Regions from separate parts of the Homo sapiens genome. Here region 2 is linked to region 1. The links are chromatin loops, found by intact Hi-C in ENCODE. Cell type or tissue: heart right ventricle. All regions are shown on one strand. Links, peaks and the distances in the headings refer to the core of each region. The heading gives the core; the rest is flanking DNA. Region 1 has its middle 14 kb from the start of MGST2. Region 2 overlaps SETD7 (SET domain containing 7, histone lysine methyltransferase).

Region 1 (15,244 bases), core at 3,774-11,773:
AGAGCTCGACTGTTGAACTTGCTGGGATAGAGCAGCAAGAGACGGGACAGCCTGGAGCCCAGAGGCCTGAGGTGTTCTGGATGAGCCCAGGGCTGCTGAGAAGGCCTCACTCTGATGGGGGCCTCTCATGCCCACCCTGCCAGCTCCCAAATCCAGTCAACAGAAGGCACTGTACTAGGCCCTATGCCAACCACTGGACAGAATTATCTCAACTAATCTGCATAGTCAAACAGTAAAGTGCATATATTATTCCCATTCTTCAGATGGAGAAACTGAGGCTGAGAGGTTAGTGACTGGCCCAGAGTCAGTACAACCCAGTCCTGCTGCCCCAGAGCCTTTACTCTTAACTTTGGCTGCACATTGGAATCATGTGAGGAGGGGTCATTAAAAATTACAGAACTTCAGATTTAATTAGCTCAGGTTCAGCCTAGGCACCTGAACGTTTTAAAGCTTCCCAGGTAATCCTAATGCACAGCCAGGTGGAGAACCACTGTCTTAACCAATGTTTCTCAGCATAGCCCATACCACTGCTACCACACTGGAGGTGACAGAAACACACAGATGTCTGGGCCTCATCCAGGATCCATTATGACACGCCAGCAAAGCACACATGGTCTCATGTAACTTGCACAAAACTCCCAGGAGCCTGTAAATTATTCCCATTTTATAGATAAGGAAACTGAAACTGAGACCTAGAAAGCTTCAAGAGCTTGACAAATCACTCCATTTGACTGCATCCAAAAGAGGGAAGATGGGGCAGGGCTGTTGAGGGGGTGAATAATCTGGTAGGTGCCCAAAGTGAGCATCAGTGGTGCCAGGATAGAGGAGAAAGGGGTGTGGAAGGTTCTGCAGTGGCAGAAGGGAAGAGGTGAGGCTGGGAATAGATGGGACCTGTAGGCCTCACGGGTGCAGCCCAGGAGAAATGCTGGTTTCCACTGGAGGAGTTTACAGTATGCCTGGGTGGAAGAGAGAAGGACAGACAGACATGGGAGGGAAATCTGAGGCTGAGATGGGGCAACAGGCTCTGAGGCACCAGCAAAGGTAAGTGTGGCTGGAGCCGAGTCTCAGCTGATTGGGCCCAGTACTTCCCCGCCCACTGGCTTTGAAGTGCATGGAGACTGGTGATTCTCACATTAGAATCACCAAGGGCGTTTTTGAAATAAACACTGATTTAACTGAAAAATCTCCAGGACTACCAACTACTGCCTCAGAGAACTTACTGAGATTTCTATGCACCAGAGGAGAGTTTACTCTCTTGAAACCTACAGCATATTATGTGATTGGGCTACTTAAAGAAAAAAAGGGGTACCGTGGCTTCACTTGGTGTCTCTCTGGGGCTTAAGGCAAAAGAAAAAGGGCAAGCTACCCCTCTTTTGATGAGAAAACACAAAAGGTTGGTGGATTAAGAACAAACAGTTAAAAGCAGCTCTTATTCACTTTGAAATGTGGTGCTAAACCTGCATCTGGGCTGACACACCAAACAACAGTCATTTCAACACAGCACAATCCTGTTAGAACATGACTCACAAAAACACCGATGTGTCTAGATCGGAGGCCAAGTCACGTCCTGCACAAAAAGAAAGGAAACACAGCAAAACAAGAAACCTACTGGCCCCAAACAGGAAAGCCCTCCTGTGCATGCGGGCCTGTGACTGCATCCTTCAGCTACCTTAGCAAGATGATAAAGAACTTTGAAAACTGCTTGCCTGCTTCTCTTTTCTTTCTTTCTTTCTTTCTTTCTTTCTTTCTTTCTTTCTTTCTTTCTTTCTTTCTTTCTTTCTTCTTCCTCTTCCACTTCTTCCTTTCCTTTCTCCGCCTCTCCCTCCCCTCCTTCTCCTCCCCTTCCTCCCCCTCCCTTCTCCTCCTCCTCTTCCTCCTTCTTCTTTCTTTCTTCTTGTTCTTCCCTCGTTCTTCTTTCTTTTCTTCTTCCCTCCTGCTTGCCCTTAGGGTGTGCCTGGTTCTCACCTTTGCTTCTGGGACTTGGGCAGGATGATATCCTCAGAATTTCAGTTTCTGGCCATTCCCAGACAAACCTGTCTGGGACAGGAATTCCAGACAAAACAGCTTATCCGCCCTTCCACGCCCTCTCCTGCATGAGCCTATTTTTCATTCTCTTCTCAGAGGTCCCACTGGCTGGTCATCTAATTTCATCCCTAATTTGTAGTAGAAGGATTCTAACAGCCACACATTTAGAGCTAGGAGCTGCAGTTTAAGGTGCTCTATCAAAATAACATATTTTGTGAAACCGCTAGGGGGAGTCAATCCAGGGCTGCCAGACCTGCCGGGATAACACCACCAGAGGCAGCTCAGCTTCCAGGCAAGCCACCCTCTGAGGTCCCTGTGATAGCTTACTCCTCCAGGTTTCCAGAAGTCCCTACAGATGCACATCAGTGAAAATGGAACAAGTCAGTTAACACAAACTGTCAAAATCATCTCTAAATAATGTCCTATAAAAATTCAGTTTTTCAGGTATGAACACATTGACCATTTCCAGCAAGCGACCTGTAACAGTCAATTGCTCAAAACCCACAGGTGCTCAAATGTAAAAATACCAGGATTTAACCGTTAGTCCTGATCCACTCAGAGCTAGACGGAAGCCAAACACAGACGCTGCCCCAGAGACGTACATTCCATGGAGAAGGGTCAGAAAAGGACACTTTACGTTTGGCATCCCTGTGGCAAACTGCGAGGGGATAGAGGAGGGGTGAGAAAAGACACAAGGTTTCCACCTGGTGGTGGGGAAATCCCTAGCCAAGGGGATGCCCGTTTTTTGATCAATATTCCGAGGAATTGGATACCACACCTTGGACTTTGATTTGATCCCTTGATGTACCCCTAGCTTTTAAAGTGGCTTGGTTAAAAAAAAAAACAAAAACTTTGCAAAAATTATTTGGAAAGGAGTGGGTCAGAGAGCTGGGCAGTGTCTGAAGAGTTTCTCAAGATCAGGCAGACAGTTTGGTTGGTAAAACATCCGAGAACTGGGTTTTTATTCATACTGGAATGAGGGTACTGCTTTGCAATGAAAGAGAAAAATCTAAAGCAAGGAAAGGGGGCCAGGTGCAGTGGCTCACGCCTGTAATCCCAGCAACTCAGGAAGCTGAGGCAGGAGGATCGCTTGAGTCCAGGAGTTCTAGGCTGCAGTGAGCTATGACTGCACCACTGCACTCCAGCCTGAGCTGCCATCTCAAAAAAAAAAGAAAAGAAAAAAGAAAGAAAGAAAGGAACAAACCAGAAAATAGCAATGCACATAAGGCCGGGCGTGGTGGCTTATGCCTGTAATCTCAGGATTTTGGGAGGGCGAGGCGGGCGGATCACTTGAGGTCAGGAGTTCAAGACCAGCCTGGCCAACATGGTGAAACCCCATTTCCACTAAAAATACAAAAAAATAGCCAGGTGTGATGGCATGCTCCTGTAGTCCCAGCTACTCGGGAGGCTGAGGCAGGAGAATCACTTGAATCTGGGAGGCAGAGGTTGCAGTAAGCCGAGATCGCCCCACTGCACTCCAGCCTGGGAGACGGTGCAAGAATCCTTCTCAAAAAAAAAAGAAAAAAAAAAAGAATGTGCATAAGTTCATTTATTCATTCATTCATCAAATGCATTGAGTACCTACCACATGCCAAGCTCCATACTAAGTGCTGAGACCCAGGAATAAGCAAGACAGACAACAGCCCTGCTCTTACAGTATTTACAGCAGAGTGAGGAGGATGTACATTAACAAGCCATAACCAAAGCGAATTAATTCATGATCAATGTGGGGAGTGCTGTGAGAGGTCCCAACTGCCATACGAATGTATGTCAGGGGGCCTAACCTAGTCTGGGAGGCAAGAAGAGCCTTCGCAAAAGTGACATTTTGGCTGAGGACTGATCCTAAAGTGTTAGCTAGATGAATGGTGCACAGGTGTGTGTGTGTCAGAGGGTGGACTGGAAGGAGAAAGGGGAATATTCCAGGCTGAGAAAGAACAGGAAAAGGCTTGTAGAGGGAAAGGCTATGGCATGGTCAAAGAATCCTGAATGAAGTCCGGTGTGGCTGTTGCTTAGAGACCTGGAAGAGAGTAGTGTCTGCTGTGCCAGGGTTGGCCCACATAGGGTCATGTTAAGTATGCTTACTTCATACCGGCTGTTCTCAACCTGGGATGATTTTGTCCTCAGGGGACATTGGGTGATGCCTGTAGACATTTTACTTATTACAGCTGGGGAGTGAGGTGCTACTGGCACCTAGTGGGTAGAGTCCAGAGATGCTGCTAAATATCTTATGTTGCACAGGGCAGCCCCCACAGCACAGCAAAGAGTTGCCCCGCTCACAATGTCAGTAGTGCTGAGGTTGAGAGACCCTGTTTACAAGGAGGATGTGAAGCCTGTCATGGGTTTTAAGCTGGAAGGTTTTGTGATGAGATTTGTTTCAAAAAGATCACTCTGACACCAGTGTGGACTGATGGGGCAGTATCACTCGTGTAGATACGAATGGATCTGTTAGGAAAGCATATTATGGTCTAGGCAAGAGAAGATGTTGGCCTGGCCTAGGGAAATGTCAGTGTGGATGGAGAAAGAGATTTAAAAGAACAAATCAATTGCATTTCAGGGCAGATGGGTTGTAGAGGGTCCCTTAGCCCATGCTTTCTAGACAAGGCTGGAATGCTGAGGCTTTATTTGGCGGGTGCAGTATCAGGGCAGCAAAAGTGATGGGAGAGCCAAGTATGGCAGATTGGCCAGAAGCAGAGCATGTCCACGTGGGGTGCTGCTTCAGATGCCCTGTGATGAGATGTAGCCAGTCACTGCACAGGCACCCCAGCCAGCCCTCGGGGAATCTCTGGACAGGCTGAGTGGAGAAACTGCACCTCAGCACAATCCACTGAAGGGAGGAAAGGAGAGGGAACTTATTTTCTTTTATTATATATATTTTTTAACTTTTATTTTAAGTTCGGGAGTACATATGCAGGTTTGTTACATACATAAACGTGTGTCACGGGGTTGGTTGTGCAGATTATTTCATTATCCAGGTATTAAGCCTAGTACCCATTTGTTATTTTTCCTGATCCTCTCCCTCCTCCCACCCTCCACCCTCAGAAAGGACCTGGTATGTGTGTTCCCTCCATGTGTCCATGTGTTCTCAGGACTTTGTCTTCTACACCTCATCTCCCATTGGGGCAGTTTCCCCCATGGCAGTTTTTAAACAGAACTGCAAATTCTTTGCCATTTCTCCCGTCTTGAGGTGGGGACACGCAGCAGGAGTGATGCTGGGCAGCTTCTGCTTTATTCACCGGGGCCCTCATGCTTGGAGCCCTCGGCTGCCATGAGAGAAATCAGCTACCCGAAGGGCACCATGTGAGCCCACGTGTAAGGGCTCTGGGTGACAGCTCCAGCTATGGCCCCAGCACGCAGCCCCACCTGCATGGATATACGTTCATATGATTCTAGCCCACAGCTGTGGGGGCACTCCCAGCCATTGTCTCCTCAGCTGAGGCCTCAGACATTGAAGAGCAGAGACATGCCAGTCCTACCGTGCCCTACTGACCCACATAACTCATTAGAGCCTAATTAAATGGTTGTTATAAACCCCTAAACTTTGGGGTACTTTGTCACACCTGAGTAGTCACCAGAACAACCTCATTGCAAGGTAACAACTCAGCTTCCCAGGGTTCATCATTTGGCTCCAGTGATACCACCCCATGCCCTGCAAGTGTGGCACTTCAGACAGGAGCCAGGGACACCAGGAGTATGGCTGGTGGCCCTTAGGTGGCAGGATTGCAGAGGCCCCACCGGAAGTCAGCTGGCCACAGCAGAGCCAAGGTAGAGTGCATGATTGAAAATTCAGGAGACAGGATGAGCTCCAGAAAATTGGGCGCTGCACTGGACGTGCCTGATAAAGCAAAGAGGGAGAGAAAAGAGGAGTTAAGGATTTCCACATTTCTGGTTTCTGAACAGCTAGATACATTAATGATGGGGCAATTTACTGCCACAGAATTTAGACCAAAGGAGGGGGCTAGGTTTGAAGTGCCTGTGAGTCCATTAGAAATGACAAGAAGTGGGAGCCCAGGTCACCAAAGATGGTCAAGGTCATTGATCTTGAGACCACAGGGCCCCAAGAAGGCTTAAGGGTCTGTCCCTGATTCTTGTTTCCTGTGTGAGAAATATTTTGCAGGTGTCAGGCTGGGACTCTTGACCAGCTGAATTACGTATTTCCAGAACAGGGTGTTAAAGAAGACAGAAGCGACCCCAGGAAAAAGCGTGGCTTCCACAAGAGCTGCCATATACAAACAAGCATGCCCCACAACGCTGGCAGGAGAGATATCATCAGATTTATTTATTTATTTATTTATTTATTTATTTATTTATTTATTTATTATTTGAGACAGGGTCTTGCTCCATTGCCCAGACTGGAGTGCAGTGGCAAGATCTCTCTTGGCCCATCAGATATATATTTTTTAAAAACTGGGAGGAGAAGTGCAGGCGCAGTGGCTCACGCCTGTAATCCCAGCACTTTGGGAGACCAAGGCATGTAGATCACAAGGTCAGGAGTTCAAGACCAGCCTGGCCAATATGGTGAAACCCCGTCCGTACTAAAAATAAAAAAATTAGCTGGGCGTGGTGGCAGGCACCTGTAGTCTCAGCTACTCAGGAGGCTGAGGCAGGAGAATCGCTTGAACCCAGGAGGCGGAGGTTGCAGTGAGTTGACAGTGTACCACTGCACTCCAGCATGGGCGACAGACCAAGATTCTGTCTTAAAAAACAAAACAAAACAAAACAAAAAACTGGGAGGGGAAAATATTTTTTTATTTTCTAATATGTTAGAACCCTTTCTCAATGTGTAACTCTCCTCATTCTTCTCCCTCTCATCTTTAACCAAAATTGTAAATGTTCTACATGTGCATCATGTTAGTCTATCAGGTGTTATTTAGATAATTGGTGCCTTTGACTTACATTCTTGTAAACGTTGCTTTAGTTCATAAACTCATAATATTCCCAGACCTGAAGCCTGTCTTAAAATTGATAATGTAAATCATCTAGGTCTGAATGCCTAAAGTGATGGGGAGCTCACCACCTCTTGTTTCTGGTCATAGGTAGGTGAGATCCCTTCTGCAGCAAGAAGTCAGGGGCAGGCCTGTGACACTAGCTCTGATTCCTGCAAATGACCAAATGAGGGGCAGGGCCTGGTGGTCTCCCAGTCCCAGCTGAGGCTCCCATGACCTGCACCCTCCTGCCCTCCCAACTCTCAGGTTCTCCCAACAGCCCTCCCCCAGCTAATTTCATAAAAGGCACTAAAAACTTTTGATCAGTCACAAAATCATGGGAAGAGAAAGAAATACAAGAAGAGAGAAAGAAGGGAAAGTGGCGTGAATCATTAACAAAGGCACCACATCCCTGATACTGTACTGTTCTGGGTGCTTTTTTCTCAATGAATTCTCACAAAATCCTGTTGGTATTAGTGATTCATATTTCTTACATATAGAAACTGAGTCGCAAAGAGGTTATTACTTAACTTGCCCAAGATCGTACAGCTAATAAGATGCAGAGATAGAGTCCACTTTTGACTCCAGTCCAGTGCTCTTTGCACTATTGCTTTCTTCCCAGGAGTCATTGTATCCACTCCTCTTAAAGAAAGGAAGGCGTTAAGTTTGGGATAGACTGTGTATGCACAAGAACCACTGTACCTCTCCCTGAACGCCACCAGATGGCGCAGTGGAAGGCTAAAATCCTGTTGCTTTTTATCAGTTCACTTGGCGAGACAGGCGTGGGGGAGGCCAGCTGCAGGGAGAATGTCAAAACAGAGTTCTATTTAGGAAAATGAAGCCTTCTGCCTGCCCCGTCTCCCACCGGGATCCTTGGATGGCTCTCGGCAGACTATAAATGAATTCGCTTCTTTCTTCCTTCCCCATCCTACTGCTAACCCACATCTCTGATTCTATTTTCTCTCCATCTCTGACACAAGGGCACTAGTTCCACCCACATCAGAGAATAGTGTGTCCTGAAGACAGAGAGGAGCAGGCAAGATGGGTGGTAGGGAGAATCAAGACCTGCAGTTCCCTGTAGCAACTGGAGGGGCATTTCCCAGACATATCCCTTCCTGCCTGCTTACCCAACACGCACACACACACACACACACACACCATAACACAGACATGCACAACACACACATATCATAACACACACACATCTCATAACACCATAACATGCACATATCATAACATACACATACACATGAACATGCACACAACACACAAGTGCTAATCTAAGGGCCCTGTCTTAGCCTGATGTGGCTGCCATAATAAAGTACCACACACTATGTGGCTTAAACCAGCTTGAGGGAGACCAGCTGCAGGGAGAACGTCAAAAAAGAGTGCTATTTAGGAAAATGAAGCCTTCTATTTTCTCAGAGATCTATTTTCTCACAGTTCTGGAAGCTGTAAGTCCAAGATCAAGGTGTGGATAGGTTTTGTTTCTTCCGATACCTCTCTCCTGGGCTTGCAGATAGCTGCCTTCTCACTGTGTCCTCACAGGGTCTTTTCTATGTGCACCCTGGTGTCTCTCTGTGTGTCCTAATCTCCTTTTCGGACACCAGTCAGATTGCATTAGAGCCCATCCTAACAGCCTTATTTTAACTTCATCACCACAACCCCACCACCTTTTTTTTTTACTTTAAAGACAGGGCATCACTCTGTTGCCCAGGCTGGAGTGCAGTGGCGTGAACATGGCTCACTGCAGACTCAACCTCCCGGGCTCAAGTGATCCTCTCACCTCAGCCTCCGGAGTTGCTGGGACTACAGGTGTGTGCCACCACGCCCACCTAATTTTTAAATTTTTTCTAGAGACAGGGGTCTCCCTATGTTGCCCAGGCTGACCTCGAACTCTTGGCCTAGAGCAATCCTCCCACCTCAGCCTCCCAAATTGCTGGGATTTCAGGCATAAGTCACTGCACCCAGCCTATCACCCGGCCTATCACGTGGCCTGTCTCCAAATACAGTCATATTCTGAGGTACTGGGAGCTAGGGCTTCAACATATGACTTTGGAAGTGGGAGGATACAACTCAGTCCATAACAGGACCGAATCACTTATTTTATTTTATTTTAATTCTGAGTAGTGGGTGCAACTTTGTGCTTAATAAAGATGTTTGACCCCTAGAGGTCACAGGAGAAGTCCTAGGTTACAATATGCTCACTAACAAATGAAGCTCATCAATTGTGTGACACTAAGGGTAAATATGGCTGAAATGATCCAAGTAATTTTAAGATTAATCTTCCCTCCCAGGAGCCTCACATAGTTACCTGGATAGATCTGGTTTGGAGGTCTCTATTGATGACCAGAACATCACCAGTGTCCACTTCTTTGTGAAAAGCTGTCCTTTCTCTGTTCACTCTCCTTTGGATGTCCTCCAAAGCAGACCATTCCTGGAGTTCATAGAACTCCCTCATTCTCTGAGATTTTTCTAACCTGGAAGATGGTGCTGAGAAGGCGTCCTAGATCTACCTGATATAACCTGGGTGACTGTAGAGGTAGCAGAGTTGTCTTCAGGTTGAAAGTTTAAAGCAGAGGGTCTGTTCAACCCAGAAGTGTCCCAGGCCAGGCTACATGGTGCCTTGTTTAGAAGAAAGTCATATAAAATTAAGAAACCCCAAAGAATGAGGATCACTTGAGGCCAGGAGTTTGTGACCAGCCTGGCCAACGTAGACAGTCCACGTTTTACAAAAAAATAAAATAAAATTTTTGTAACTAGCCAGATGTGGTGGCAGACAACTGCAGTCCCGCTACTTGGGAGGATGAGGCGGGAGGATGAGGCAGGAGGATCACTTGAGCCCAGAAGTTGGAGGCTGCAGTGAGCTGTGATTGCACCACTGCACTTTGCAAGGGTAACAGAGCCAGATCCTGTCTCTAAAAGAAAAGAAATCCCAAAGAATTTGTCCCCTCCCAGAGGGAAAATTATATATATACATATATATAGAGAGAGAGAGAGAGAGAGAGTGTGTGTGCGAAGTGAAATAAATAAAGCAGCTTCTGCTTGATGAGGCCAATAAGGCCTGGGGTCTGGGATCAGGGTTTTCTCGAAGCTGGGCGGTGATCATAAGATCACTTTGATACCTGTGGACCTCCAACACCTGCTATTCCCAAAAACCACTCTGCTATCCCCTTAGATGGCAAACTAGCACTGTCTGCTGACCTAAGTAATTCTCAACCCACTCAATGGGGCAGCTTGCCTTATTTAAGACATATGATTTTTGTACTTGAATAAAGTTAAAGTTACATGAAGCTGAAATGCAGCCACAACTGAGTGCAGGCAATAATTGTGAGTCCAGCCTCCTACAGTTAAGAGTTGCTCTCTTTTGGCCAGGCGTGGTGGCTCACGCCTGTAATCCCAGCACTTTGGGAGGCCGAGGCGGGCGGATCATAAGGTCAGGAGATCGAGACCATCCTGGCTAACATGGTGAAACCCCGCCTCTGCTAAAAATACAAAAAAATTAGCCTGGTGTGGTGGCATGCACCTGTAGTCCCAGCTACTCAGGAGGCTGAGGCAGGAGAATCTCTTGAATGAGGGAGGAGGAGGAGGTTGCAGTGAGCTGAGATGGCGCCACTGCACTCCAGCCTGGCAGAGCGAGACTCCATCTCAAAAAAAAAAAAAAGAGTTGTGCTCCTTTGGGGACAGGGAGAGACAAGTAGCAGGGGGCACTTCCCTGAATGCTCTCCTTAGTGGTGGGAATTTGACCTGTTTAGAAGTTCTACTCCATGAGGGTTTTTTCTGGGTTGTTGTTTGTTTGTTTTCGTTTCTTTTTTTTTTTTTTTTTGAGATGGAGTCTTGCTATGTTACCCAGGCTGGAGTGCAGTGGCATGATCTCAACTCACTGAAACCTTTGCCTCCTGGGTTCAAGTGATTCTCCTGCCTCACCCTCCCGAGTAGCTTGGATTACAGGCGCGTGCCACCATGCCTGGCTAATTTTTGTATTTTTAGTAGAGATGGGGTTTCACCATGTTGGCCAAGCTCGTCTCGAACTCCTGACCTCCGGCGATCTGCCTGTTTCGGCCTCCCAAAGTGCTGGGATTACAGGCATGAGCCACCATACCCGGCCTACTCCATGAGGTTTTGATTAAACAGTTCAAAATTTATACTCAGGAATACCTCGTTTTATTGTGCTTAGCCTCATTGCACTTTGCAAATATTGTATTGGTTTGTGGCAACCCTGTGTTGAGCAAGTCTATCTGTGTCATTTATCCAACAGTGCATGCTCACTTTGGGTCTCTGTGTCAGCATTTTTCAGCAATAAGGTATTTTTTAATTAAGGTATGTACATTGTTTCTCCAGTGCAATACTATTGCACACAATAGACTACAGTATAGTTACTTTTATATGTACTAGAAAACCAACAAATTTTTGTGATTCAACCCACTCACTTTTTATGTTATTTGCTTTATTGAGATCATCTGGAACCAAACCCACAATATCTCCAAAGTATTGCCAGTAATGAAGCACTACATCACATCAGGCCCCATGCTAGGTGCTGGAAATACAAAGGTAATAGTCTGCTGGAGGAGACAGGGATCTAATTAAATTTATGTATTTATGTATTTATTTGAGACCAAGTCTTGCTCTGTTGCCCAGGCTGGAGTACAATGGTGTGATCTTAGCTCACTGCAACCTCCGCCTCCCAGATTCAAGCAATTTTCCTGCCTCAGCCTCCCGAGTACCTGGGATTACAGGCGTGTGCCACCATGCCTGGCTAATTTTTGTATTTTTGATAGAAACAAGGTTTCCCCATGTTGACCAGGCTGGTCTCGAACTCCTGACCTCTGGTGATCTGCCCGTCTCGGCCTCCCAAAGTGCTGGGATTACAGGTGTGAGCCACTGCACCCGGCCATCTAATTAAATTTAATACAGTAAGGCATGTGCAATAATAAAAGTTGGTGTAGGGTACAAAACCAGCCAAAAGAGGAAAGAGTTAGTTCTTCATGGAAAGGTCAGAGTGGGCTTTACAGTGGAGGTGACCCATGGACAAGGGTATTTGAAGGATGAGTAAGAGTTCACCACACAAGAAAGGGTGGAACAGAGAAAGCTCCACCCAGAAAGTGCACAAGGCATGGAACAAAAGCAGAGTGATGCAAGACAGTGTATCTCCGGAACTGCAAGCATTTTGGTAAGGTGGAAGCAGAAGTGTGTGTGAAGGAAGAATGTAGGATGAGTTGAGAGGGGTAGGAGACAGATCATCTAAAAGAGCCTCAGGTAAGCTCATGCAAAGAGTTTGAACATTCTTCTGAAAGTCTTTATATGATTTGAAGCAGGCTTGTGGCCTAGTCAGGTGGACATATGAGAACAGCCTGGGGGAGGAAGGATGGTGGCTACTGCAGTCGTCCTAGTGAGATCACATAAGGCCAGTGGCAACGAGCATGAAAAGGAGAGGATGCATTTACCAAATATCTGGGAGGGGTTTAGTGTGTGTGGGAGAGAGAGGGATTTAGATATGATTTCATACTTTTTTCTAGAGTGGCTGGGATGGTGGTGCCAGAGGTGGAGAATGTTAGAAGGGAGTCGATTTGGAATGAGAAGATGAGAATTGTCTTCAGTATGCCATGTTTTTCAGTCAAGTGGGAATGTCAATAGGCCTCTGAATATATGGGTGGTCTAGAGCTTGAGGAAACATCAGAATTGGCAGAAGAGATGCAGGCATCATCAACATATAAGCATTTAAACCACCTATGACGATGAAATATCCCAGGAAGTGTGAGTGAGAAGAGAGAGCAGAGGTTGGAACTATGAGAGGCAACAAAACATAATGGCTCAGCCCATAGGATGGGAGGAAATATTTGCAAATTGTGTGTCTGATAAGAGAATAATATCCAGAATATGGCCAGGTGCGGTGGTGGCTCATGCCTGTAACCCCAGCACTTTGGGAGGCCAAGGCGGGAGGATCACTTGAGTCCAGAAGTTCAAGACCAGCCTGGGCAACATGGTAAAATCCCATTTCTACAAAAAGTACAAAACATAGCTGAACGTCGTAGCGCATGCTTGTAGTCCCAGCTACTTGGGATGCTAAGGTAGGAGGATCGCTTGAGGCTGTGGTGAGCCATGACAGCACCGCTGCACTCCAGCTTCACCCTGCCTAAAAAAAAAAACAAAAAAACAAAAAAACAAAAAACCCAGATTATATAATGAACACTTAAAACTCAACAATATAAAAGCGAACATCTCAATTCAAAAATGGGCAAAGAATGTAAATAGACATTTCTCCAAAGATACGCAAATGGCCGTCTTGGTCTATTCAGGCTCCTACAACAAAATATCATAGACTAAGCAGTTTCTTAAAAACGAAAATTTGCTTCTCAAGTTCTGGAGGCTGGGAAGTCCCAGATCAAGGTGCTGGCAGATTTGATGTGTGGTGAAGGCTGTCTTCTGGTTCATAGAAGACTAATTGCTTCCTAAAGGCCCAGCTTCTTAATACTGTCACATTGGCAATTAGGTTTCAACATAAAAATTTGGGGAGTGGGGGACACGAACATTCAGACATGGCAACATGAAAAGATGCTCAACATGACTAGTCATTAGGGAAATACAAATCAAAGCCACAATGAGATGCCATTTTACACTTGCTGGGATAGCTATGGTATTAAAAATGGAAAATAGGTGTTGGAGAAATTGGAACCATCATACATTGCTGATAGGAATAAACAAATGGTGCAGCTGCTATGAAGAACAGTTTGGTTGTTCCTGAAAAAGCTAAGCACAGAATTATGATATGAGTCAGTGATGCCACTCCTAGGTGGGTACACAAAGGGATTGAAAGCAGGAACTCAGATACTTGTATGCCAACATTCATAACTGCATGATTCACAAAAGCCTAAAGGTGGAAACAATCTGTCTCCATCAAGAGACAAATGGTAAAACAGGCCGGGCGCGGTGGCCCATGCCTGTAATCTCAGCTCTTTGGGAGGCCGAGGCGAGCAGATCACCTGAGGTCAGGAGCTCAAGACCAGCCTGGCCAACATGACGAAACCCCATCTCTACAAAAAACAAAAACAAAAATTAGCTGGGTGTAGCGGCACTCACCTGTAGTCCCAGCTACTCAGGAGGCTGAGGCACAAGAATCGCTTGAACCTAGGAGGCTGAGGTTTCAGTGAGCCGAGATCGTGCCACTGCACTCCAGCCTGGGTGACAACGAGACTCCATCTCCAAAAAAAAAAAAAAAATGATGAATGGAAAAACAAAATGTGTTATATGCATACGGTGAAATATCATTCAGCCATAAAAAGGAATGAAATTCTGACACATGCTACAACACAGATGAACCGGAAAACATTATGCTAAGTGAAATAACCCAGTCATGAAAGCACAAATATTGTATGATTCCACTTATAGGAGGTACCTACAATAGGCAAATTCATGGGGACAGAAAGAAGATTAAAGTTTACCAGGAGCTGGAGAGAGTGGAGAATGGGGAGCTATTGCTTAATGGTTATAGAGTTTCTGTTTGGGGTGATGAAAAAGTTTTGCAAATAGTGATGATGACTGCACAACATGTGAATGTACTTAATGCTACTGAACTGCACATGTAAAAATGCTTAATGATAGGTTTTATGGTATATACATTTTACCATAATTTTCAAAAATTAATAATATAATAAATATGTAATAACTTAATAATGCAGTACACCAAAAACAATGGAATTGTATACTTTAAATGAGTGAATTGTATGCAATGTATCATATGTAAAGATTGAATGGAAGACCAGTCGCAGTGGCTCACGCCTGTAATCCTAGCACTTTGGGAGGCCAAGGCAAGCGAGACCTCATCTGAGGTCATAAGTTCAAAACCAGCCTGGCCAACATGGTGAAACCCCTAAAAATACAAAAATTAGCCAGGCATGGTGGTGCTTGCCTGTAATCCCAGGTACACAGGAGGCTGAGGCATGAGAATCACTTGAACCCAGGAGGCAGAGGTTGCGGTGAGCCAAGATCGCGCCATTGCACTCCAGCCTGGGCGACAGAGCGAGACCCTGTCTCAAAAACAAACAAACAAACAAAAAAGATTGAATGGAGATTTCTCAAAGAACTAAAAATAGAACTAGCATTCTATCCAGCAATTCCACTACTGGATATGTACCCAAAGGAAAAGAAATTATTATATCAAAAAGATACCTGTACCCATATATTTATCCCAGCACTATTCACGATAGCAAAGATATGGAATCAACCTAAGTGTCCATCAACAGATGATTGGATAAAGAAAATGTGCTATACATACACTTTAGGATGCCACTCAGCCATAA
Region 2 (15,244 bases), core at 4,144-12,143, 150 kb after region 1:
AGGCTGCCCTCAGTGGAGTTGGGGTTGAGACCCCAGGGTGGGACTTCACAGTTTTGCCAGCAATCTCTACCTTCTGACTTCTGCCTCGCAGAGAGGAAGGAGAGGGGAGCATCTGGCAAGGGGCCCATTTCTCAGCACAGTACATTTCCTGTCTCAGCTCTGGAAGACTATGCACCCAAGCACCAAACTTCCAACCAGAGAGAGAGACGTCCTCCGATAACAAAAATCCTTGCTTCCTCTGTCTGTGACTTTACACACAGTTGTTCAAAGTTGTTAAATGTCAAGAGTCAATCACATCCCTAGGACATACCTCCCAACTCTCCTGACTCTTATGTTATTGAAAAAACAAACAAACAAAAACTCCTTTATGATGATATTCAACTTGAGTGGGGTTTTTTTTCCACTTTGGTCCTGGATATAATGAAATGATACATATTAGGATAAATTTTCACTGTGTATAGTAGCAATACGAACACACATGCCAATGTATCAACATATCTACTTGGTTACATTTTGGTTTATGATAATTAACCTTGATTCATGTATTGGGAAGCTACAGGGACTACGTAATACCTGCTTATCACATAGGAAAATTATGTCCATGATTCTGAGCTCCCTTCTTCAAAAGTTTCCTCCTGGGTGTTCTATGTTCTCTCTTTATCCTGAAATACATTTATTAGGTTGTGAGGTATGTTGAAGAAGTAGAAGCCAGGGGTATGCTTTCAGCATTTATTGCAACCAAAAGTTAACCCCATCACGGTTAACGAGCATCTTTGGTCTCTTGTGGAATTTGAACTAAAACTATGAGCCTTATTCAATATCTATAATTCTATGATTTTTTTAAATTATGGGAAATTAATGAAAGATGTTTACATGAATAATGTTTGCCCTTACTGTGTTATGAATGAGTTTTTTGTAGTGTGTCTGGGTGCATGATGCAAGAGAGTAGGAAAAATGTTTCTGAAACAAAACTTGACAAATATTTGTAATGAAAGTAAATTTAAAGATTGCTATAATTGCGCTATAGAAACAATGCAAGTATTAAACAAAATATACAATCATCTGTCATTGTCTTCCTTTGGTCATCTAGGTTAGAAAAGCAATAATGGTTTTCTTATAATGTGTCTACCTGTATATTTAAATTACTAAGTGAACTTTACATTTTAAGTTGTTTTAAAATATTATTAGCCATTTATCATTTTCAGAGCATTCTAGTAAGAGCGGAGGATTTGATATGATTCCACATACACCCATAAATCCAGAAGGATTAGCCACACCAACAGAAAGTGTCGGATTGAATACATACATGGTAAGGGTATGGAATGCAAATGAGATGATCAGGGCAAATAGCTGAAAGGAAACTTCAATTCATGATTTAAAGAAAATATAGAAATTTTGTTAGACGTTGTGGTAGATTTTGGCAGTCTGAGGATGAGTCTGAGCTGAGAACCCTGGCAATCCCTTATTCCTGCCCTAATCACAGTCAACATTTCCGTTTTTTTTTTAATCTGAGATGAAGTCTCACTCTGTCACCCAGGCTGGAGTGCAGTGGTGCAATCTTGGCTCACTGCAGCCTCCACCTCCGGGATTCAAGCGACTCTCCTGCCTCAGCCTCCCAAGTAGCTGGGATTACAGGCGCTTACCACCACACTCAGCTCATTTTTGTATTTTTAGTAAAGACGGGGTTTCACCATGTTGGCGAGGCTGGTCTTGAACTCCTGACCTCAAGTGATCTGCCTGCCTTGGCCTCCCAAAGTGCTGGGATTACAGGCATGAGTCACCGTGCCCAGCCAGTCAACATTTGTAAAGCACAAAAGCCAGTGACAAAAGGAGTCAACATAGTACCTCATTATTAGCTGGGCCTTCTGCCCAGGACCCCAAAGAAGTGAATTCTAGGAAGTTTGGCAGGGCTACACGAGGCACAGTTAGGCCTCAAACTGAAGCAGGCCATGAGATCTCCTGCTTTATTTTACCTCCCTCAGTTGCCCAATCCTTGATTTTATCACACTTCCTTCCATGGAAGGAAGGAAACAGAAACGAGTGAGATGACTGGGTCCAAACTGATGTTGGATCAGCTTTTCCACCTGCACAGACACATTCACATGCTAGATCTTTCAGGCAAGGCTTCACCCTCTAACACGCATGGGTCAAATCACAATATTAATATTCTTCTTCCTTGTGGGAAAGGGGAATACAGGATTAAAAATTTAATACAGACTGAGGGAAGCTTAAGAAGCTAACCTTGAAAGTGAAAGATTGGGCAACTTTCATGGGTTAAGATGATTGATTTGGGCCCAAATGTTGTAGAATGAGGTAATGTGAAAATTAAGACAAAATTATGTTAGACCAAATTAGTAACCATCCCAGCTATACTAATGGGATGGTTACCAATATCTGCCTTTGGGTTTAAATGTTTGGAATCATTCAGACTGCTAGTTTATATTAAATGTGAAATTGTTTCAGCAGTCATCTCTAGAACTAGGTAACAGCTATCGAAGGACTTTATGCTGTAGTTTCATTTAGTTTCAATTCAGCATCTGACTGATTTGGGATTGTTCAATAAGAAGCCTCTAGTTGAAAAATAAGAGGAAGAAGAAGAAATTCCATTCCTCCTCTTGAAGCTGAAAAAAAAAGGAAAAACAGAAAAGGGGTTTCTGCTCCAAAAGTATTTCAGAAAATGACTGTTACCTTGCAGATAGATAGATAGATAGACAGATAGACAGATAGATCATGGTAATTCCCTCACGACATAGTGGTTTGCTCGATAAATGTGTTTTTCCTTAAGTTTTGTTTATTTACAAAAACCAAAAGCCAGGGTTTTGAATTTAGAGCTTCACTTCTTATAATGTACACGGAAAAAGATTAATGGATCCATCTAGATTGCTACCAAATTTTTACTTCTGTAAGTATCAGAATGCTTCCAGCTTCAAGAAACATCAAAGCTCAACTCAATATGGCCTAAGTAATAAAGAAGGTTTACTATCTCACATAACAAGAAGTGCTGAGTGGCCCTACAGTTAATTCAGCAGCTCCACCAAGTTCTTCCCATCTTTCCACTCTGCCTTTCTCAGCTTGTCTGCTTTGCCTTCAGGGGCTAGCTCCCTCACAGCCACAACATTGCTGCCCAGGTTCCAGCCATCACAGCCAATTTGGCCCCATCCAATAGATGAAAAGGAAAGTCTCTTCTATGGCCTCTATCACTGAGGAAACTCAGCCAATCACTGGCAATGGCTACAGGGGCACTATGATTATCTGAGTGAAGCATATGGCTGTGTGGCCTGAACCAGTTTGGGGCTCTCCCAGCAAGTAGGAAAGGGAAATGATAGTTGGGTTGACCACTCACAGTGTCTGCCTCATCTGCATCATGAGTTTTGTTTTCTTATTTTCCTCAGAGAAGAAGGGAGGTTAGTCTCTTCAAATAAATTAAATAAATGGATTTTTAAAAATAATTCAAATCAGTTTAGAGAATTTATCAGGGGGGCTGTAGAGGGGGGTTTACAAAGATATATTTATCTAGAGTTTTATCAGGCCGTTTTAAGTGTTTTAGATTATTCATTTAATCTTTTCAACAACCATATATATAGGTACTGTTACCACACCATTTTACAGAAAGAAAAACTGAGGCATAGAGAGGTTAAGGCACATGGTCGCAGAAGTAGAAAGCCATAGAGGCAGAGTCTGAAGCCGGGCAGCTGGGCTCCTTGCTGCTCTCCTAACCATACTTATGGGAGCTCTCTCTCCTGCCCTTCTCTCCGCTTGCTCTCCAGGGGTTAAGGCCAACCTTTAGTATCCTGTGTCTTCCTTTCCCTTGATCATCATCCACTTAGCCTACCAATCAACTGATCTCTTTGACTGGGTCCCTCTTTGATCCAATCCATGCAACACACAGACCAGCTTCTTTTTTTTTTTTTTTTTTTTTCTGAGACAGAGTCTCACTCTGTCGCCCATACTGGAGTGCAGTGGCGCAATCTCAGCTCACTGCAACCTCCACCTCCCAGGTTCAAGCAATTCTCCTGCCTCAGGCTCCCAAGTAGCTGGGACTACAGGAGCATGCTGCCATGCCCCGCTAATTTTTTGTATTTTGGTAGAGACAGGGTTTCACCGCCCAGTCTGGTCTCGAACTCCTGAGCTCAGGCAATCCGCCCACCTCAGTCTCTCAAAATGTTAGGATTACAGGCGTGAGCCACCACCCCCAGCAAGACCAGCTTCTTATAATTTTATTCTCAGCCAATTTCTATCCTGATCCCGAACTTCCACCTCCTCTGCCTGGATTTCCAGCATAGCTTCTCCATCCCATCTCATTTCTCATTCTTTGCCTCCACCACGTGAAGCATCCTCCGTGATGGGGTTTCCCTCTTCCCGCCTCTGCTTCTCTTTTCCTGCCTCTCTGCTGTGGCAGAGGGAGGGTTGTGTGGTGGAAAGGACTTGAGATCTGGAGTCAGACTGGTTTCACCCGGCTTTGCCACTGTCTGTGTGACGCTGGGCTTTCGACTACTCTCTGGCAAATAAGGATTTGCTGTGGGGTTCAGAAGACTGTTTTCATGTCCTCTCTCCCTCTTCCTTCCTGTGCTCCACCCACACCCACCCCCTTGCAGTCCAGGAGAGCCAGGCTTGCCCCGCTCTTGGGCATGTCTTTCTCCCAGAGAGCCACAGGCTCTGCCCTCGTGCCCTTCAAGTCTTTGCTGCATGAGGACTTCATTGACCACCCCACTTAAACTGCAACATTCTCCTCCCCCAGCATTCCGAGGCCACTTTACCCTCCTTTATTTTTCACCATGCTTCTCATTACCTTCTAGCATACCGTAGAACTTAGTTATATTATGTTGATTGTTTATTGTCTTTCTCCTCCCTCTAGAATAGACAGGGATTTTAGTTTGTTTTATTCACTAACATATCCTTAACATTTGATACACTGTAAGCACTCAATAAATACTCGTAGAGTGAGTGCATGAATGAGAGATTGTAATGATTAGGAGAATTGGGTAATCATCTTGGGTTGAAATCCCAGCCTTGCAATTTCTAGCTGTGTGACATAACTTCTTTGTGCCTCAGTTTTTTCTATTTGTAAAATTAAACTGTGATGACAACTGGGGGAAAAAAAGATTGAGTTTTGACCCATGGATTGAGCTCACTAACTTTGCTCCGCCTGCTCTGGGATGCCACCTTTCCAGGCATAGCCACAGCTTGCCTCCTTCCAAGCAGTCCCCCGTGAAGAGCCCCTGCCCCAGGAAGCCTGGCCTGACTCTTCGGGACCTGCCGTGTCTCCGCTGCCCTGCCACATGTGGATGGACACTGCCAGACCATTATTGTGTGTTCTCGATTGTTTAATGAGTGAAGCATCTAGCTGGCCTCTCCCTTAGATGACAGGCTTTGCGGGGATCACTAGGCATATCTTCCTGGATGTGCACAAAGCACTTTCTAGGCATGTGATGTGGGAGTGACTGAACTAGAGTACTTTTATTTATTTATTTATTTATTTGGGGTTTTTTTTTGAGTACCTTTTTAAAAAATATATTTCAATAGCTTTTGGGGTACAAGTGGTTTTTTGTTACATGGAGTAATTATCCAGTGGTGAATTCTGAAATTTTAGTGCACCTGTCACCTGAGTAATGTACATTGTACCTAATATGTAGATTTTTATCCCTAGCTCCCTCCCACCCTCCCCCTTCTGAGTCTCTGAAGTCCATTATGTCACTCTGAATGCCTCTGTGTACTCATAGCTTAGCTCCCACTTATAAGTGAAAACATAACGGGTTTTGGTTTTTCATTCCTTGGTTACTTCACTTAGAATAATGGCCTCCAGCTTCATCCAAGTTCAGCACGAATTTCTTAAGCTTTACCACATAGCAGTCCCTCTTCTGGGCCATTAGCAAATCAGCAGTGAATAAAAACAAAATCCTTGCCTTTGTGGAGCTTGCATTTTAGTGAGGGAAACGGATAAGAAGCAAGTAAATGACTGTATGTGCCTGGGTAAGTGGTATGGGACAAAGAGAGGAGAATAAAGAGGGTGAGGAGGTGTGCAGGGCCAAGAGGGGTGCTATTTTTTTGTGGGGGAAAGTCAGGGAAGACCTCATTTCCTGAGAGAGAGAACAAATTATGGAGATTCCAGGGGAAACATTTCAGGCTGAGGGGGGCCGCAGAGAGCCACGACCTGAGGTGGGAATGCTCAGGGAAGCGCAGGAGGCCAGGGGACCGGCCAGTGGGGAGAGAAGAGAATCAAATTCTACAGGGGCCCCGAAAACTATTTCAAGGACTTTGTTTTAAACTCAGAGTGCGAGGTGCAGTGGTGCAGCCAGTCACGGTGGCTTATGCCTGTAATCCCAGCACTTTGGGAGGCTGAGGTGGGCAGATCATCTGAGGTCAGGAGTTTGAGACCAGCCTTGCCAACATGGCAAAACCCCGTCTCTACTGATAATACAAAAATTAGCTGGGCGTGGTGGTGCATGCCTGTAATCCCATCTACTCAGGAGGCTGAGGCAGGAGAATCGCTTGAAACTGGGAGGCGGAGGTTGCAGTGAGCCAAGGTGGCACCACGGCACTCCAGCCTGGACGACAGAGCAAGACTCCGTCTCAAAAAAACAAAACAAACAAACAAAAACCACCAGCTTTCTTAAACTTAGTTTACTACAGTTTCTGAAAATGCTTTTGAAATTGTAATTGCTGTTAGCCCTTTCATTGGAAGGATCTCAACAGAAGAATGACAAGATCTTCCTCCCACGTGTAAAAGGATCACTCAGGCTGTTGTACTGAGAATAGGCTGGAGTGGGAGTAGGGACCCAGGTGGAAGCAGGGGGTTCATGATGATGGTGGGCAGGACAGAGGGGCCATGGTGAGGAGAAGTGGTTGAACTGGCGTGCATCATAGGAAGAAACAGTAGAATGTGCTGAGATATGGCATTAGGCATTTCACTGATTATTCAGGAATGGTGAGGCCAACAGATCAGGAGACAAATGCCGCTCTCAAAAATTTGCTGAAAAATCAACTCAAAATCAAAAGGCAGATTAATTGGAGAAAAAGCACATACATTTATTTAATGTGTATACACAAGAGCCTTTAGAATGATGATCCAAAGGTATAGGGGAAATTGGCCATTTTTATACTTAGGTTCAATGAAGTATGAAATATGTTTGGACAAAAACGGCATGATCTAATGCTAACAGGCTGAGTGGGAAAACCTAGCAAAACCTCTCTGTCTAGATTCTTCCTGGCCTCTCTGAGCATGCATTCCTTTCTTCTGGGTATGGGGCAGGGTTGTCAGAACCCAGTGGGTTCTTCTTGCCCACTGCCCTGAAAACAAAAAAACAGTGCACTGAGAACAGCAGATGTTGCAGCGAAGAAAGAATTTAATGATCACAGGGCCAGCCAAGCAGGAAGACAGGAGAAATTTCTCAAATCTGCCTTCCCAAGAATTTAGAGGCTGGGGTTTTTAAGGGTACTTTGGTGGGAAGGGGGCTGGGAAACTGAAAGGATTGATTGGCTGTGGATAAAATCACAGGGGTGTCTAAACTGTCTTCATGCAGCTGAATCAGTTCCTGGGAGGGGGGGTCTTGGGACCAGGTGGCATCTCTGGGTCTGCTGAAATGCTAAATCTGAAAAATATCTCAAAGACCGATTCTTCAGGTTTCACAGTAGTAATGTTATCTACAGGAGTAGTTGGGGAAGTTATAAATCTTGCGACTCTGGGGCAGTAAGCAACTTACAGAAAAACAAGCTTGGCAATGGCAGGTCATTGTTTAACTCAGCCTATGCTTTAGCAAAGTTCAAGCCTCTACCATAATTCTAACCTTGCGTCCTCTTGTTAGTCTTTACAAATTCGATTTCCATTTTTGAACAAGGAAGGGACCAGTTCAAGGAAAGGACTATTATGGCCTCCACACAAGAATGAGGACAAGCAAGTTAACCTGGTAGAAGCAAGATAGTCAGTTATGTCAGATTTCTCTGACTATAATTTTGCAAAGGCAGCTTTAGTGCCCTTTCTGGAATGGGGGTCTTCTGACTATAGTCAAACAAGGTAGGTCAGAAAATTTTTTTCTTTTTGAGACAGACTCTTGCTTTGTTGCTCAGGTGGGAGGGCAGTGGTGCAATCTCGGCTCACTGCAACCCCTGCCTCCTGGGTTCAAACAATTATCATGCCTAATTTTTGTATTTGTAAAAGAGACAGGATTTCACCATGTTGGCCAGGCTGGTCTCCAACTCCTGGCCTCAAGAGATCCGCCCACCTTGGCCTCCCAAAGTGCTGGGATTACAGGCATGAGATAATTTCTTTATGGTCAGTTTTTACACAGAAAGGCAGAGGGAAAGTTAGAGTGATATTTTTAGGTTTTATGGCTGGCTTTGGGGAAAAATAGTTCTGGTTGGCAGGATCTGCCTTGGGGTCTATAGGCAGCCTCTGGGAAGGATGGGACTCAGAGACAGAAGGGCAGGAGAAAGTCAGAGAAAAATCTTTGCTCCTGAAGCTGCCTCTGAGGCCTTCATTTCTGGATATTGTCTTCTGAACCCCAACAATAGTTTGTTATTCACAGTTCCCAAGAGGAGGGGGCACACCATGTTACAGGGGCCACATGGGGAAGCACCAGGATCAAGTAGGAGGTAGATGGAGTAAAGAGAAAACGTAGACAAGAACCTGTATTGTGGTGTCTGCAGGAAGAAATGGAGAGGCAGTCAGCAGGCCTGGGATTGGCTAGCTTGAATAACTTCAGTAGATTCTGGGGTGTACCGGCTGTCTTTAGTTGTCTGGTACCTGACCCTGGGGTAATGGTGGCTTGGAGTGGAAGAGGCCTAAGAAGGAAGTGGTTGTAGGCACAGAGGCTGATTTGGTTAGGTTGCATGTGAAAGGTGCCAGGCCTTTGCTATCTCTAGGAATCAGCTAGCCCTGGGTGGGGGGCAGTCCCTCCAGAGCCCACAAGGCCCTAGATGTCAAAGAGTCAGCATTAAAAGACATGCTTTAATATAATAGGAAGTAAGGAATCAGGGATGAACTCCGCAGTTTTTGATCTGAGCAACTGAAAGAATGAAGTAATCACTTAGTGCAAATAACGGTCACCACTGATGATACTGATGGTCTTACCGTAAATCTCCTGCACTTTCCCAGTTTTTATTTCTATTTCCAAAACAACCCATTAATTTCTTCATGGTCCAGCTCCCTCTTGTGGTGAGGATTTATTCTCATACTGTTTCTGACATGCTGTAAAACAAACACCTCTAGGGAAAGGATGATTTAACACATTTTAAAAATCCCAGCACTTTGGGAGGCCGAGGCGGGTGGATCACCTGAGCTCAGGAGTTCAAGACCAGCCTGGCCAACATGGTGAAAACCCATCTCTACTAAAAATACAAAAATTAGCCGGGCGTAGTGGCAGGCGCCGCCTGTAATCCCAGCTACTCAGGAGGCTGAGGCAGGAGAATCGCTTGAACCCAGGAGGCGGAGGTTGCAGTGAGCCGAGATTGCGCAACTGCACTCCAGCCTGGGGAACAAGAGAGAGATTTCGTCTAAAAAAAAAACAAAAAAACAAAAAAACAAAAAAAACATGAAAACTCAGTTGATGTTCTTTCCTATCATCAGGTTGAACTTTGATTAGCTAAATTAAGACACCACTTCCAGGGCTTTTTAAATTTTTTTATTTTTTATTTTATTTTTTTTGAGACGGAGTTTCGCTCTTGTTGCCCAGGCTGGAGTTTAGTAATGGCGCAATCTCGGCTCACTGCAACCTCCGCCTCCCGTGTTTAAGCGATTCTCCTACCTCAGCCTCCCGAGTAGCTGGGATTACAGGTGCCTGCCACCATGCCCATCTAATTTTTGTATTTTTAGTAGAGACAGGGTTTCACCATGTTAGTCAGGCTGGTCTGGAACTCCCAACCTTGGGTGATTCGCCCACCTCGGCCTCCCAAAGTGCTGGGATTACAGGCGTGAGCCACCGCACCCGGACTTTATTTTTAAATGAGCCCAAATTTCAAGAGGGCTAATAGCACTTCTGGCGCCTACAGTAAACAAAGTTGAACAAAACTGGTTTATCTTTTAAAACAAACAGAAGCATTTCTGTGTCATACAGGTCTTTAAAATCTCTCTCTGCCTGGAGCACAGTTATCTGTAAAACACGAGTTATAAGATCATTAGTACTGGCTGGGCATTATAGGCATAAGCCACTGTGCTTGGCCTCTGAAATTTCTTTATCAGAATTATTATAGCACTCGGACTCTGTGTGTGTGCATGTGTGTGTGTGTGTGTACAGGAACACAACTTATCTAAGTACGATTTACAAAACCTACAGCTATGTGGAACACAGCCAGAAACCTGAGACTGAGTGACTTCTGAGCAGTCAATAGCTATTTCAGTTCATGCACTTTACTCTGTAGAAGAACAACCATAACACAGTCCCCGTGGAACATCAGGTTCCAGCCTTAGAGCCTCTGACCCAGTGAAAAGTCAGAGCCAGCAAAAGAGAGGATGGAGAAGATTTAGAAAAATGCAGCTGGGTTTCTAAAAGTCTCCTTTCTGGCTTTTCAGCACCGTGGCTTGAGATCTATGTACCTTAATAATCTCTGAAAACGTTCTCAGCCAGTTGCTTCTCCAATTTCAGTGGCCAGAAGAATCACCTGGGAACGTGTAAAAGAAGCAGATTTGGGGCTCCACTCCCAAAGATCCCACATCTGGATCAAGCGCCCTGGGTAGAACACAGAAAAGCTGGCATTCCTCTTTATAGTGCAGCCCAAGGACTGATGCTCATAATGATGTTCGTGAGTAATTAAGAAAAGATAAAAGCGAATGGAATGAACTCTGCCTACTGATAATGGCAATTGTCAGAACATAGGCTTCCCTCAAGAACTCAAAATCGCACTCTGGGAGCCATTTTAAGATCTGAAAAGAGATACCTAATAAGTTGTGCCAGAGAAATCAATAAATAAAGTCACCAGAGGGGGGAAAAAGACCCTCAAACCAGCAGGACTTGATTAGATAAAATATCTTTTAAAACAATCAGGATATTTGGAATTTTCTTCAGGCTAATATGGGAGATAAGGGAAGTGAAGTGTGGGTGTAGATAAAACCAGACTGACCACATGTGGATAAGGATTTCAGCTGGGTGATGAGTACGAGTTCATGATCTTATATGTGTGTTTTTATATGTTTTTGAAATCTCCACAATAAAAAATTACAAAAAAAGTTTAAACCCAGGTTATTAGGTATAAACGTACCAAAAAAACAGTGTCACAGAGGCAAACATTACCTAACTCTGCCCAAGCAATCATGCTCCTTGAATTTTCTGGCCCCACTGGCAACTAATCCCTATTATAAAGTGAATATATCAGAGATCATTAAACATTACGTTTATATAACTGAAAACTCCCTGATATGGTTTGGATCTGTGTCCCCACCCAAATCTCATCTTGAATTGTAATTCCCATATGTGGTGGGAGGGATCTGATGGGAGGTAACTGGATCATGGCAGCATTTTCCCCCATGCTGTTCTCATGATATTGAGGGAGTTCTCATGAGACCTGATGGTTTAAAAGTGGCAGCTTCCCCTGCTCTCTTTCTCCTGCCGCCTTGTGAAGAAGATGCCTGCTTCCTCTTTGCCTTTTGCCGTGATTGTAAGTTTCCTGAGGCCTCCCCAGCCATGCAGAACTGTGAGTCAATTAAGCCTCTTTCCTTTATAAATTACCCAGCCTCCGGTAGTATCTTTAAGGCAGTGTGGAAATGGACTAACACACTGCCCCTGGTTCTGATTTCCTACTCACTAAGCAATTCTCTGATTGCTGAGGAAAATTTTCCAAGGTAATGAATGTGTCCTGATATAACCTCTAAAAGAAGACAGCCAGGTGAATAAACACCCCATCAGCTTGTGGTTGCCTTCCTTGAATTTCTGGAGAAACAATAGCTGTAATTTATTGAATGACTTACTCTGCAGCAAGCACTGAACTGGGTACTTTTCATTAGTTAATTCATTTAATTTTCACAGTAGAAATGATATTACTTGGAGATATTTCCATCCAAACTGGTTAAAGGAAAAAGTACAAAAGAATGAATGAAAGAGATTGTGCATTAATCTGGAAAAATATGTCCATTTTAAATACTTACTGCTTAAAATCTATAATGTCATATTCTGGCTATAGTGCCATTACATATAATGTTTACATATTTATCTCACAAGATTAAACACTGTTTTTCTAAGTAGAATTTCATGTGCATTCCCCAGCTCATTAAAAAGAATTCTAGTTTCCCATTTAAGATAATATTGTAGTAAATCCGCTTAACCAAGCTCTTTATAAACTCATATTGTCATAATCCATGAAAGTGAGTGAACCGCGAGGATGCTGCTGTTAACCACTCCATGCTGTAGAATCAGAATTCCTGAATTCCATAGGCATAAGGCATGTGCCTGTCCAACATCCAGTATCAATTTATGTATGAGATATTAATAATACTGAACTTCTGTGTCTATGTTGATATCATCTCTAGCCTTACAAACACAGAATTCTAATACTTTTCCCATACTCCAGTGGAATGTCTTTCATATCCCCTGGGGTACATGCTCTACACTTTATCATTCTGCTTGGCAGAACAATATTTCCTAGTGTAACAAAAGACACTGTTTATTGATTTATTTTTCCTCCCATATTTTAGAAGGCTCCTGTCCATTCTAAAGTTAGGTTCAATAACCTAGCATCCTCCCAGCGCCTGTTTAGTCATAATAATTGCTCAGGTATGCTGGATATTGAAGACAGAGTTGAAAGAATGGTTCACCAGTAGACACAGCAGGACATGTGTGACCAGGATCAGTTCATTGTGGGGCCTAGAATAATGAAAGGTAGTGAGAGAGTACATTCAATCTGAGATGAAAAGATCTGGACTCAAGCCCTTGCTCTATTACCTATGATCTTTGTGCTCTTTAACCATCCTCCCCCTTTATAGATTAATCAAATAAGACTTGCCTCGTCTATTTCACAGGCTTGTTTCAGATACAGTGCAGATGACCCTAGTGGCAGATACTGTGGATTGCCTACCCAAAAGACATTCACAAGCCATTTTCCCCTTGTCTTCCTGTGCCTAAAATAATTACATTCCAAGGATCTCTTGCAGCTAAGGCTGGCCACCAGATTCAGTTTTGGCCAACGAGAGGTCAGGCAAGGGAGGCAGGCAGTCACTGAGTGAGCCTCCAGAAAAGTTATGTACAAGAAGTAGAGTCCATTGGCATGCTGCCTTCATTGCTTACCCTCCAACCCACTTTTCACAAAGTAATCAGAGTAATGTAAAACAGTAAAGCAGCCAGCCGCAGTGGCTTACACCTGTAATTTCAGCACTCTGGGAGGCCAAGGTGGGTGGATCACTTGAGCCCAGGAGTTCGAGACCAGCCTGGGAAACATAGCAAAACCCCATCTCTACAAAAAATACAAAAAGTAGCCAGGCCTGGTGGTGCATGCCTGTAGTCCCAGCTACTCGAGAGGCTGAGGTGAGAGGATCACTTAAGCACAGGAAGGCAAGGCTGCAGTGAGCTGGGATTGTGCCACTGCACTCCAGCCTTAGGCAACAGAGTGAGACCCTGTCTCAAAAAAAAAAAAAAAATAGTAAAGTACATCTTGCCATCACCCTGCTGAAACACTTCAATGGCTTTCCATTGCAGCTAGAATAAAATCCAAGCTATTTACAATGGACTGGCTCCTGCTCCCTCTCCAGTATCATTCAGTCCGTTCTCCCCCACCCACTGTACTCCAGCCAGACCTTCTGTTCCTCAAACTTGCCAAGCGTTTTCCTGGATCCAGGCCTTTATACCTGCTGATTACTCTGCCTGTTTGCCTCTAGCTCTTTGCATAGCTTCTCTCTGTCACCCTTCAGCCCTTGACTCACACCGCCCTCATCAGAGGTGCCCTCCTTGACCGTCATGTCTCAGAAGGCCTCCTCAACTTATCTGCTGTCTTACCACCCAAATTGTTTCATTGTTATCCCTAATCCACAGTTATTTTGTGTATTTGTTATTCCTCTGTCTTCTAACACTGTAACATAAGCATCACTGGGGAACAGCCTTTGCCTGTCTTGTTTATTGCTACATCCTTAGTCCCTTACACAGTGCCTGAAACATAAGGGATGCTTGTTTAATATTTATAAAATAAAAGAATGAACTTTCCCTATGAATCTCCATCTCCTAATTTATTCCTCTTCATCAAAGGAAATGCAAGGCTAAACATGAGTGCATAATGGGAATAACAAGTGTTAACACAGGATTTGTGTGATGAGTGGATGACTTCCAGGAAAAAGCAATCAGAGGAGCCAATTTGGTGGTAAAAAAGGAAAGAAAGAAAAAGGAAGGAAGGAAAGGAAGGAAGGAAGGAAGAAAGAAAAAGAAAGAAAGAGAGAAAGAGAAAGAAAGAGGGAGGGAGGGAAGGGGGCAATTGTGATTGGATGAGAGCAGAAAGTAGCGGAAAATGCTGTGTCTGCATTGTCAACCAATAGCAATTTGGATTGCCACAGCTACAGACACCTCAGGAGGTCTTGGAAGAAGGCATGGGGAGGAGAAGGCAGCCTAATCAAGGTGACATACCTGCTTCCTGCAAATTCAAAATCACATGCTGGGGTGAGGTGGCTCTCACTGTCCATATGAATTTCCATTTCTTTTCACTTCCTTTCTTTACCCACCTTCTCTATTCTGCCTCCGCCTGCTACAATTCATCTCCTTTAAGGTTCCCTGTATTGGATAAATTTTAACCCAAGCATTAGGCAGCACACGTTTCTGAGAGGAGCAGAGGCTGCAGAATCAGACAAGCCTGGCTTTAAATTCTTGCTGTATTCCATTGCTCTATTCCTTCTAGCAATATTATTTTAGTAAAGTTAACTTCTCTAAGAGAAGCAATAATACCTGTCTCATAAAGGTTATTGTGAAGATTAAATGAGATACTACATTAAGAACTTGCCCCAGTATGGAGCAGAGTAATAAAGTTATATAACTTCAAAACAAGCAGGGTGAGGCTGGGGAGGAGAGGGGTGGTTAATAAGAAAAAGAAAAAAAAACAGTATTTGTTAAAAACCTACAGGAGACATCATATTTAATGGTGAAATGTCAAAAGCATTCTACTTTAGATAAAGAACAAGACATGGATGTCAGCTGTCACCTCTCTCATTTAATAACATGCTGGACATCTTGCCCAGTGCAATAAAACAAGAGAAATGTAAAAAATTTATAGGAGGTGGAAAGAATGAAAAAAACTATTTTTATTTGAAGGTGATATAATTTTTGTAGAACACCAAAAAGAATCT

What was found. A loop is a pair of places that touch in the nucleus more often than their neighbours do. Peaks named below come from ENCODE experiments on the same cell type or tissue, not always from the same donor. Only the 100,000 strongest peaks of a DNase experiment are listed, where the experiment ranks them.
Region 2: a loop joins it to region 1, with 6 times the contacts of the local background. A loop is called at or near these places in 50 of 110 quality-filtered maps.

The regions. Positions count from the first base shown.
Region 1 is chr4:139,644,208-139,659,451 of GRCh38, reverse strand. No RefSeq gene overlaps it. Among named protein-coding and RNA genes, the nearest start is that of MGST2, 14 kb to the left of the region's middle. RefSeq lists a silencer at 7,603-7,897. In heart right ventricle, for the core only: CTCF peaks have their summits at 4,214 (motif pointing left), 7,447 and 7,653 (motif pointing right); a DNase peak (open chromatin) is centred at 7,701; H3K4me3 peaks cover 384 bases; H3K27ac peaks cover 376 bases.
Region 2 is chr4:139,491,855-139,507,098 of GRCh38, reverse strand. SETD7 (SET domain containing 7, histone lysine methyltransferase) reads left to right here. Exons shown (of 8, transcript NM_030648.4): 8 at 1-1,061. Among named protein-coding and RNA genes, the nearest start is that of RAB33B, 45 kb to the right of the region's middle. RefSeq lists silencers at 3,219-3,268, 9,010-9,304. In heart right ventricle, for the core only: a CTCF peak has its summit at 9,136 (motif pointing left); no DNase peak of the experiment used is centred there.